Regions from separate parts of the Homo sapiens genome. Here region 1 is linked to region 2. The links are chromatin loops, found by intact Hi-C in ENCODE. Cell type or tissue: chondrocyte. All regions are shown on one strand. Each heading gives the region's core, and the rest is flanking DNA. Links, peaks and the distances in the headings are about the cores only.

Region 1 (5,371 bases), core at 148-5,147, 150 kb after region 2:
TGCCGTGATGTGGACAGTGATGCTCTGGTCCTGTTTTAGGGGATCAGAAGACTGTGTCCTGGCATTCTCCCTTCTTAGTTCCCCCACCTCCTCACTCCTGCAGGGCATATGTTGGGGAAGGATCAAGAAGTAGAGAATCCATCCCCAACACCTCCCTAAGTGCCCCACAGTGGGGTAGGCTGGAGAAAACATGCAGGGGGTGCCGGGTTTGCTATTTGGCTTCTTGCGACAGGGCTGCTGGGCCAGCTCCGCTTAGTCAGGGCTCTGGAATGGAGACAAGTCATTTTAATAGCATGACTGTGTTACAGGAAAAGGTCTGTTCCATTGCTGGGGACTCTGCTTGGAGTTGGGAATCACTTAATCCAGTCCCAAATCCCAGTGACCCATCTTTGACTCATAAGTTTACAGAGATTTATATTGCTCCCACTGCAGTCTATTTAGCTGTCACTGAAATCCCTCCTTCACACCCACACCCTAACTCTGTTAGAGCATTTCCTAAATTCGTTGTGGTTCTGCATAAGTAGATGCCACAATGTGGAGGGAGCTCCACTTTGGAAATGGAGGAATCTGCAAGCATATAGGGATTGGCTCTTCTCCCGTGTCCTCTCTAGGAAAGCTTCACTCTCAGCAGCCTTTGTTCCTCGTCCTCCAGCTCCTTCTTCTGCCTGCTTCCTGAGGAGTGGGGTCTGAGTTCCTCTGGGGCGTAAGGCACATTCAGACATCTGTAGAACAAGTGTGGGACTCAGTGGCACCCAGGCTCAATCCTGCTGCTGAGCAGAGGTGCTGGAGTGAGTCCTGCTCTGCAGCAGGAAAATAGGGAAAGGGGTGCAGAGAGGGCTGTGTTCTGAGTTCCCCAGGGACCTGTTCACCCCACGGATTCTGCCACCAGGATTGAGCTAGGACTGACCCGGCCCATGGTGTTACTCTATTTTAGAAAATGTGTGTGTTGGAGGGGTGGGGGCAGGAGATACAGCTTGTGGAAAGGAGTGCCACTCAACATCTTCAAGGGCAGGGATTCTGTTTTGGACTTTTCTGAGATTTTCTGGTAATGCCAATACAATGCCCGCTGCCAGAGATTTTAGAACTAGTCCTGAGAAGCAAGAACTCCCCTCACCCCCACCCTTTGGCCCAGACTCCTTCCAAGCCTTTCACACCTCCCCTGTGTCACAGCAGGAGAGTTTGTTCCAAAAGGGGAGTGTTGATGGTTCTCTTTTTGCTGAGATCAGCGGTAGAGGGAATAGACACTACAGTAGGAGAGTCATCGAACAGATCATTACTGAACACTTCCTCCTTGCTAATCACTGTTCCGTTCCGAGGTTGCCTCAGTGAACAACACAAAACCCTGCCCTAAAAGACTTGTTGAACGGCATCGTAGGTGAGAAGGGGGCCTGGCGAAGCCCTGCTCCCTACGGTTCTGTGAGTTCCTCCATGCCCACCCTCCAAAGTAGGTCCCCAGGGAGATCCCCTGAGAGTTGGGTGAAGGGACAGCCATGTGACCTGAAAACCCTTCCTACCTTGAACTGTGTTATCTCTGGGGTGTTTGCAGCAGAGGGAAGGGAGCCAAGGAAAGACTCTTGTTGCTGGCTTTGTCCTCTGGCTGGGCACAGGCAGGGGTGGCTGAGCCAGTCTTGTGCAATCCCTGAATTTATAAAGCAGAGGCCAGGCTGAGCTGGGCTGGGGGTGGGGGGTTGGGGGGGGTGGGGGGGTGGGTCTGCTTCTGGACTTGGAGCCAGGATCTGTTTGTAGCCTCCCCACTGCAGACGGGCAGCTGCATGACTCATGAGCTGAGGGGCCAGGCAGAAGCCATTCTCTTTGGTTCACAGGAATTCTGCTTGTTTATTTGTGTGTGTGTGAGTTCGTGTGTTTCCTTCTTCCCTTCTCCCCCTTCTCTAACTCTTCCTCCTCTGCAGGAGATCTGCCCAAGGAGAATCCATATGAGGATGTGGACTTAAAGAGCCGAAGAGCAGGACGAAAATCCCAGCAACTGTCTGAGAACTCCTTGGACTCTTTGCACAGGATGTGGAGTCCTCAGGACAGGAAGTACAACAGCCCGCCCACACAGGTAACTCAGCCCTGACATCGGCCTGTAGGGTTAGCGTGAGGGCCACAGTGGGGGCCTGCTCTTCCAAGACTTGGGCCCAGCTTCCACTCAGGCTTTTACCCTCACTAGTACTTGATAAAGGGTCTACGGCCATACCACCCTGAACGTGCCCGATCTCGTCTGATAAAGGAGGTCTCCTCAGCAAAGGACTGTGCACTCAAGGATGTCCACCATGTTGAAACCTCTGTGGACAATTGGCACCTGCTCTGAGGGGCATCCTGTCCTATCTTCTTTCCCTTCCTACACAAGCTCTGAGCTGCAAAACTCAGCCAGGAGCCCTTGCAGTCTCCTCTCTGATTATTTATCACCCTGTGGGAAACAGGAAGACAGGGCCCTAGTGGGAGTCTTGGCATTCTGCAACTCTGCCAGAAGTCATCTCAGTACTGGCATTAGGGGGCTAGGTGTAGGTCCCCAAACCACATTTGGAGAGCCAGACAGGTGTCTGTGACACCTGGAGCCAGTCCTGTGGGAGAGAGTAAGCATGAATCTTTAAGGAATGGATGGGGAGAAGGCAGAATGACAGGAAAGGTGAAAAGCCAAAGGAAGCTCTTGGACTTCAGCTCCTTCTGTCCTTGTCCAGGATGTCAGGAGGCAGGTGGAGAGGCTTCTCTGACCTCCCCAGGTAACTCTAATTCTCTTTGCAAATGGAAGGACCTGGATATTATATAGCATTGGCCAGATAATATAAAATGATAATATAAAAATGATTTCTTCTGCCTTTGGAATAAGGTGTTTGTTTTTATAAAAGATTTACCCCATAGCTGGGAGTGGTGGCTCACGCATGTAATCCTAGCACTTTGGGAGGCCAAGGTGGGCAGATCATCTGAGGTCAGGAGTTCAAGACCAGCCTGGCCAGTGAAACCTCATCTCTACTAAAAATACAAACATTAGCTGGGCATGATGGCGCACGCCTGTAGTCCCAGCTGCTTGGGAGGCTGAGGCAGGATAATTGCTTGAACTCGGAAGACGGAGGTTGCAGTAAGCCAAGATCGCTCCACTGCACTCCTACCTGGGCGACACAGCGAGACTCCGTCTCAAAAAAAAAAAAAAAGATTTACCCTCTAATTAGGACTCTTTTCAAACAGGCTTCCCCTGAGTTTGCATTGCCAGATTGATTGGGTGAGAACAGGAAATTGGGGGCTGTGGAGGAAGGAGGATTTGCTGAGGAGTGAGGAGAGGCAATTCCAGAACCAGACAGTGGTTGGGTGTCTGTGGGATACTTGCCTCCTGACAGGGTCCGCGACAAGGATGGTGCCCTGGGATGAGAGGTCAGCGCATATGGAGAGAGGCAGAGAGTAGATCAGGGCTGGGGAGAGGGCAGCCAGGGCCTTGTGGGTATGGGATCCAATTCAGTGTGAGGCCTGCCTGGCCCAGCTTTGGTGGTCAGAGCCCAGAGCCCCTGTGTTCTCCATGGGAGCAGTTAGGAGGGCCAGGCTGCAGGATCTCCCAGCCCAGCAGGCTGGCCAGTAGGTTATGGCCTCTGCTGTCAGAAACCTTTTAGGATTGGCTCGGGAGCAGAGGTCCGGAAGACTGGTTCCATCACCCAGGCCCAGTAATTCTTGTCCCATAGCTCAGGAGGACCCCCGCAAAATTCCCACTTAGTCTTCTTTTTCCACTCAGATGAGAGCACAGGTGTTTTTAGCCTCTGCTTTCGTTTTTTGCTGGCAGTAGTGAAGCTTCCTTTAGGGAAGGCAAGTATCTAATCTATCCCTGACCTGGCTGATTAGCAGCTAAAGTCTTAAGAGAGGGATGGAAGTTCCAGGGCAAGATGGCGGGGATCCAGGGATGCCGGCCCTTGGCCTCTGTGTCCCCATCCCAGCAGACAGACACTGGCCAAGGCCTCTGTGGCAAGCCCCTCTCGCACGTCCTCTCCCCCACGCCAGCTTTCCCTGAAACCCAACAGCCAGTCCCTGCGCAGTGGGAACTGGTCAGAAAGGAAGAGCCACCGGCTGCCACGATTACCCAAGAGGCACAGCCATGACGACATGCTGCTGCTGGCTCAGCTGAGTCTGCCGTCCTCACCCTCCAGCCTCAATGAAGACAGCCTCAGCACCACCAGCGAGCTGCTGTCCAGCCGCCGGGCCCGCCGCATTCCCAAGGTACCCTCCCCAGAGGCAGCCCACTGGAGCCGGGCAGGTGGGCGGGCAGGCAGCCAGCCTTTCTCTCTCTTTCCTGGCTTCCTTCCTTCCCTAATCTGGACTGCTTCCTCGATTCCCTTTGAATAAATTCTGGGTCCGTGCACTGGCCTCTTTTTCATCTGATTAATTCCCCTTTCTTATCAATAAAGATGCATTAACTGACCTTGGTGCTCAGATGTTAGAGGAAGGAAAGTCTAGCCGAGGTTCCCCATTAGTAAGTGTGGTGTATGAATTTTGGGGTATCCGCACACATAAGCATTTCCAGGCTTTCAAGGACCTAGGACTCAAACAAGGGTTCTTCCTATAACTCTCAGCATTGAAGAATTTTCAGCAATGATTTTCACACATAGGCAGCCAGGCCCAAATCCCCAGCCCAACGCAGCAGGATTTAGCCAGATGGTATTTTTAACCTGCAAACAATGCTTGGGTATATTGGGAATTTAGCTTCTTCCTGTCGGGGCCCCAGGTTATGGCCCAGAGGGGAAAGGCTAGAATCCTTGTTCCTGTTATTGCATCTCAGAGGCTCTTTGTCTCAGTTGGTTCAATGACTCTTGGGACCCAGGAGCTACCATCCTGTCTAGTTTGATCACAGTTCCTTCCTCTGGGGAGCTAAGTTTAGTGTCCTTGTCTTGGGGCAGGAGACCACTCCTGGGGGACTAGGTATATGGAGAGCTACCATGCATGGCTGGTGAGTCACCACTTGAGGTCGGTTCTGCAGTTAGACCAGTCCTGGACCCAGCGGGTGCAATGCAGAAAGCTTGTACCATTAAGGGCAGGGATGGGCTCCTACTCAGCCTTCTTGGAAGTAGGGCAGCTGGTGTTAAGGTTACCTCACCCATCCTGCTTTTCTCACCCAGCTTGTCCAAAGAATTAACTCCATCTACAATGCCAAGAGAGGAAAGAAGAGATTAAAAAAGTTGTCTATGTCCAGCATTGAAACAGCATCACTGAGAGGTAGGCTTTGGTGCCAGAGCTGGTTCAGCTGTTTGGGGCCCTTGGGCATTAGGAACGGGAGAGGCATCAATTTACCTGTGGAGGGTAGAGCCCTGCCAGGAAATGGCCACGTAGGAGGGAGGAGCAGACAGGGAAGAAAGGTCTGGGATGGGTTCCTTCAGACTTTGGGCTGTGAGGC
Region 2 (5,371 bases), core at 50-5,049:
AGAACCATCCTAATTTGAGATTGGAGAGATTGGAAAAGACTGGAGAGGGCTAAGTTCATCCAAATATGGCCCAGGTCTCCTGAGGTGTTCAAGCACTTCAGTGAACTAGAGTAGAAACTCACTTAGATTGTGAGTTTGGAGAAAAACTTGTTCTGATTAAAGTAAAACTGTTCTGATTTTTGGAGTAAAACCTGTGCTGATTTTTGGCCTTTGTGTTTTCAATGTGCCTCAACAACAGCTGAAATCTTGGGCTTTCCTAATGTAGAAGCAACTCAACGAGGAATTGATTTATTTTTCATGCGCAGACTGCATCACACCGCATATAAGGCCTTCTGCTAGAAAGGCCAAACTGTCCTTTGGCCTCAGTATTTTGGAGACAAAGAGTTAATACTAGTAATTCCTGTGTAATATCCTTTTTTGGCAAAGGAACAGTAGACTTTATCAGTTTGGTTCTTGCCATTACTTGTGTTCGATCTTGACCAAGTTAAATTATTTCCAGGATGTATCTTTTTTTTTCTTTTTTTTTTTTTTTTTAGACGGAGTCTCACTCTGTTGCCCAGGCTGGAATGCAGTGGTGCGATCTTGGCTTACTGCAATCTCTGCCTCCTGGGTTCAAGGGATTCTCCTGCCTCAAGGCTCCCTAGTAGCTGAGATTACAGGCGCCTGCCACCACTCCTGCTAACTTTCGTATTTTTAGTAGAGATGGGGTTTCACCATGTTGGCCAGGCTGGTCTTGAACTCTTGACCTGAAGTGATCCGCCCACCTTGGCCTCCAAAGTGCTGGGATTACAGGCCTGAGCCACCGCGCCCGGCCTCAGGATGTATCTTAAACTCATTATTTTTGATGCTTGCCCTGCAGCTGAGTAAATACCTCTTTAGGATATGTGACAATTGAACTGGCTTGGATTTTGGAACATGTCCTGGCCTTGGAGCCTGCTTATGTTCATACACACTGGTTCCTTAGAAATGTAAATTTGTAAAGTCAATGTAAAACTGAAACTTCAAAAGTCAATTTTCATTGCTGCTGTTGTGCATTTCTATTATCAAATTTTATTTACAGTGATTTACGTGAGTAAAAAATGGATTACACGATTTCCTAACATCTCACTAAGTATGGGTTTGGATCTTAAGTAATTTACATTTTTCTTTTCCAAGTTGATTGTTATACTGGGCTAATGATTTCCTTCAAATTCCACTAATAAATCACAGATTCTCAGTGCTGTTATTCCATTGCTTTATTATTAAATGGCACCCTTTTCTAGTTTTTGTTTTTGCAAACCAGTGGAGTATTTAAAGTAAAATTTCAGAATCCCTTTTGGAGCTTTCGGTTGAGACCAGGCTCCTTGGAACCCTAGTGCTTTGGGAGTTCTGCTGCTGCTGCAGTACCAAAAGTAGCTTCTTTGAATTTCATTTGGGTTTTGTAGGGCTCCCCCGAGGCCCGAGAACTGGGAGAAGGGAAAGAGCTCATCGGTTTGTTTGAAGGCCGGCGGGCGGTGCAGGCAGCTTTTCCCAGACTCTCCCAGCTCCGGCTTTTCACGCATACCAGAAGAGCCGCTTTTTTCCTCCAGTGATTGAAACCATCTGGACTCCAGGGGGGTCACGTGTGTATGAGAAAATGACATAAAGTTTCAGACCCCGTTGTGCTTTGCTCCAGACCCAGACAACTCTTGGTCGGATGGTGAGGAGGTGAGGGCCGTCCAGTTTGGGGGCCAACTTCTCCTCCCTGCTGCCCCCGGCCCCCGCCTCCCTCACCCCTGTCCCCCACCCTCCCTCGCACACTCTCGGCGCGGCTTTCTCGCTGCCTCCGGCGCCTCCGAGCGCTCCCCTCCGCCGGGCTCCAGCAGCCCACCCTCTCTGTCTTGGGTGGAGGCGCACATCCTCCACGCCCCCTCCACTCAAATCTGCGCTCCCTCCCCTCTCTCTCCCTGCAGCCCGGCCGCAGCCCGGGGCGCGGATGCCTGCCCGCCGCCCGCCCTCTCTGCAGGAGCGGCTCCTCCTCCGGGCCGCGCGGCTCCCGGCGAGACCCCATCCAGGCGCCGCGCCCGGCCCGGCTGGGGAACGCAGAGGTAAGCGCCTCCGGGCCGGGTGGCCCCGGTTCCCGCGTGCGCGCCCGGTCCCGCCCCTGCCCTCCCAGCCCTTTTCCCTCTGCTCCCGACTCCCGGCCCCGGCAGCGGTGTCCAGCTCCGTGAGTACGCGCGTGGGGGCCGCCGCAGGCGCAGAGGAGCGGGGCTGGTGGGGTCCGCCCTCCCGGGCGGTCAGTAGCCGCCGGCTCTGCTTTCCGGCCCGGCGGGGGCCGCGCGGTTGGGGGTGGGGAACCTCGCGGCCAGAGTCCGGCGGTGAAGAGCTGCCTGGTGCCGAGCGGAGACCCGATCTCGGGACGTCCTGGGAGCTGGCTCTGCGCACCGCCTTGCCTCTCGGTGGCGGCATTCGAGCTCCTACCTGGAGCTGTTGCAGCTTGTATGCAGGCTCCTTGAAGAACGCGCGCGCGCGCGCGCACACACACACACACATACACACGCACAACACACACAGACACACGGAACTCAAACAAAGGAAAATTAACTTTGCATGCTATTACTGCAACAAGTTAAACTATGTTTATTTGTGGATGGTTCACTTTTTGCCCTTGTGCAGACACGCACTAAGTATTAAAGGGTCCACACTCTAGTCAACGTTTATGGCACGTTATCCAATAATTTAGTAACTGAGTAGAGTTCAAGAGACAATGTTTTCAAGTGTTTCTAAAGAGGGCTTATTGCATTTTCCTGGGATCTTTATATGAAAGTAGTTGATGATTAATATGAATAAAATAACTTCTTCATTAAGTGAGAAAATTTGCCTTAGTACAGCCTTAGTCCAGCTCTTGCTTTTATTACCAACCAGGTGTTTCTGCTGTTTGGATAGCAGGGTCTTGGGAATGGCAAAGAGGTCATTATCCCATCTGCAAGACTGTTTTCAGCTACCTCTTAGCTGCACACACTGCAACTGGCCATTTTGGGATGGGGCCACAGGGTTAAAACCCAAAGGGCTGCATTGTTTTGTTTTAATATTTTTCAGAAGGTGAATCCCTTAATTGATTTTTTTTTGCCAGAATTAGGGGTTTCTAAAAGGTTAGACGTAATCTGGGGTCCAGAAAGCTAATCCAAGATAGAGACTGAATTGTTCACAGCCTATCTCCCTTGCTGAATTAAGGACCGCACAAGGCCAGAACTCAAGAAGAGCCTGTTGAATGCATGAAGTGAAGGCTTCTTAAATTCTGCTGGTCTGGCAGAGAGTTCCTAGGTGACTAACATAGATGTAACCCTCCTTTTTATTTATCTGGCATATATTTTTTATTTAAAAAATTTTTTTCTTTTTTTTTTTCGAGACGGAGTCTCTCTCTGTCCCTGGAGTGCAGTGGCGCAATCTCGGCTCACTGCAACCCCCGCCTCCTGGGTTCAAGCAATTCTCCTGCCTCAGCCTCCCGAGTAGCTGGGATTATAGGCGCCTGCCACTACGTCTGGCTAATTTTTGTATTTTTAGTAGAGATGGGGTTCCCCATGTTGGCCAGGCTGGTCTCAAAGTCCTGATTTGAGGTGATCCACCCGCCTGGGCCTCCCAAAGTGCTGGAATTACAGGCGTGAGCCACTGGGCCCAGGCTATCTGGCAAATATTACCTTTGGAAAAACTCCCCAAGATAGGGGGAAGAAAAATTGTTCAAGTGTATGTATGGGAAATGTTATCCCCTAATTGGGCCAGAAGGGCACCCATTTTGGTAGACAACTCCAAGGCAACTCTTACCTTAAAAGTATTTTTTTACTGAACGCTTAGATTGGATTGGCTTGGTAATTAGGGAAATCCTTGGTCTTGAGTTTGTGGACTCCTTGGGGAAAGAGAAGTGACATTTGAGTGAAGGATAATTTCAGATCAATTGGCTTAGAACAGGAATGTCCAATCTTTTGGCTTCCCGGGGTCACACTGGAAGAAGAATCGCCTGGGGCCGCATGTAAAATACACTGACTCTAAGGATAGCTGATGAGCTTAAAATAAATCGCATAAAAAATCATAATATTTTTAAAAGTTTACGAATTTGTGTTGGGCCACACTCAGAGCCGTCCTGGGCGGCCCATGGGCCGCAGGTTGGACAAACTTGGCTTAGAATCTAAGAATTATAAAGCTCAAGGAGAAAATGATTCTGAGGCAGGGCGGTTTCATAGAAGAGGGGAGAGCCTTGAAGCAAAGTATGCTTCTGAAACTGGTGGAGAGTTGCTGGGGAAAGCTTTCAAGAGAATGGAGAGCAGACCATTTGGACTGGACCTAGAGAGAAAAGTAATAGCATCTGCTCTATGCCACCTGCCAGCTCTCTCTTTCATCCTTCAGTGTTGTGACATAGGTATTGTTGCTCTTGTTTTAAAGATGAGGGAATTCTTGTTTTTAAAAAGACAAGATCAAAAAGATACGTAACTGGCTTGGGATGACACAAGTGGTAAAGTGGCAGAGCTGGAATTCCAATGCCTGGCTCTCAGACTAACATGGGTGCTTTCACAGCTGCCTTCTCCAAAGAGCAGTGGGAGGTCCAGTGGAAGCCGAACTGTGGTCAGGTTGAATTCTGGCTCAAGGGCTGGAACTTTATCCTGTAGACATTGTTTAGGTTTTAAAGATTTTTGAGAAAAGGAGCTATGGGTAAAGCAGTGATTTTAGAAGATTAAGGTGACATCTATGTACAGGAATGTGACATGCTCATCACAAGTCATGTGCAAGTCATAATTCCTAATGAGGAGGTTCAAAAAGGAAATGTAGCCAGGATATCTGGGTGTTTCAATTCCTGTCTCACTTACTGTACCCTGCAGCGAGTAGCTTGGTTCACTGGGTAAAGAGCTAGTTGGAGTGACCACGGGGCTGCTCTGGATCAGAAAAGAGCTGAATCTTACCAGGCATACGCTGAAATGGAATGTGTATGTGGATCAATGCCACTGCTGGTTTGTCCTTTATGTTCCCCCATGTTTCGCAATGCTTTGGTTTTTTCTTTCATGACTACCCTGAGAGGTAGATCAATGTTGTAATTTGTTTAAAAGCTTTTCCTCGCCCTAAACATCTTAGGTAAGTTGATGTGCCTTTTCCTCTCATATTCTCTTATTTCTTAAAAATGCTGAATTTTGGCCAGGTGCTGTGGCTCACACCTGTAATCCCAGCATTTTGGGAGGCAGAGGCAGGCAGATTGCTTGAGCTCAGGAGTTGGAGACCAGCCTGGGCAACATGGTGAAACCCTGTCTCTACAAAAAATACAAAAATTAATCATGCATGTTGGCATGTGCCTGTGGTCCCAACTATTCAGGAGGCTAAGGTGGGAGGATCGATCACTTGAGCCCAGGAGGTTGAGGCTGCAGTAAGC

Evidence for each region. Peaks named below come from ENCODE experiments on the same cell type or tissue, not always from the same donor. Only the 100,000 strongest peaks of a DNase experiment are listed, where the experiment ranks them.
Region 1: it touches region 2 in a loop (2.0-fold over the local background); 3 of 110 quality-filtered maps call a loop at or near these places.

The regions. Positions count from the first base shown.
Region 1 is chr11:8,714,432-8,719,802 of GRCh38, reverse strand. DENND2B (DENN domain containing 2B) reads left to right here. Exons shown (of 20, transcript NM_213618.2): 5 at 1,911-2,062; 6 at 3,985-4,200; 7 at 5,097-5,193. It overlaps LOC107984308 (a long non-coding RNA gene), which reads right to left and starts at 1,619. Exons shown (of 2, transcript XR_001748118.2): 1 at 1,515-1,619; 2 at 271-722. In chondrocyte, for the core only: no CTCF peak of the experiment used is centred there; no DNase peak of the experiment used is centred there.
Region 2 is chr11:8,867,649-8,873,019 of GRCh38, reverse strand. It overlaps a transcript of DENND2B not described here. Among named protein-coding and RNA genes, the nearest start is that of AKIP1, 41 kb to the left of the region's middle. In chondrocyte, for the core only: a CTCF peak has its summit at 2,420 (motif pointing right); DNase peaks (open chromatin) are centred at 1,490, 1,869 and 2,329.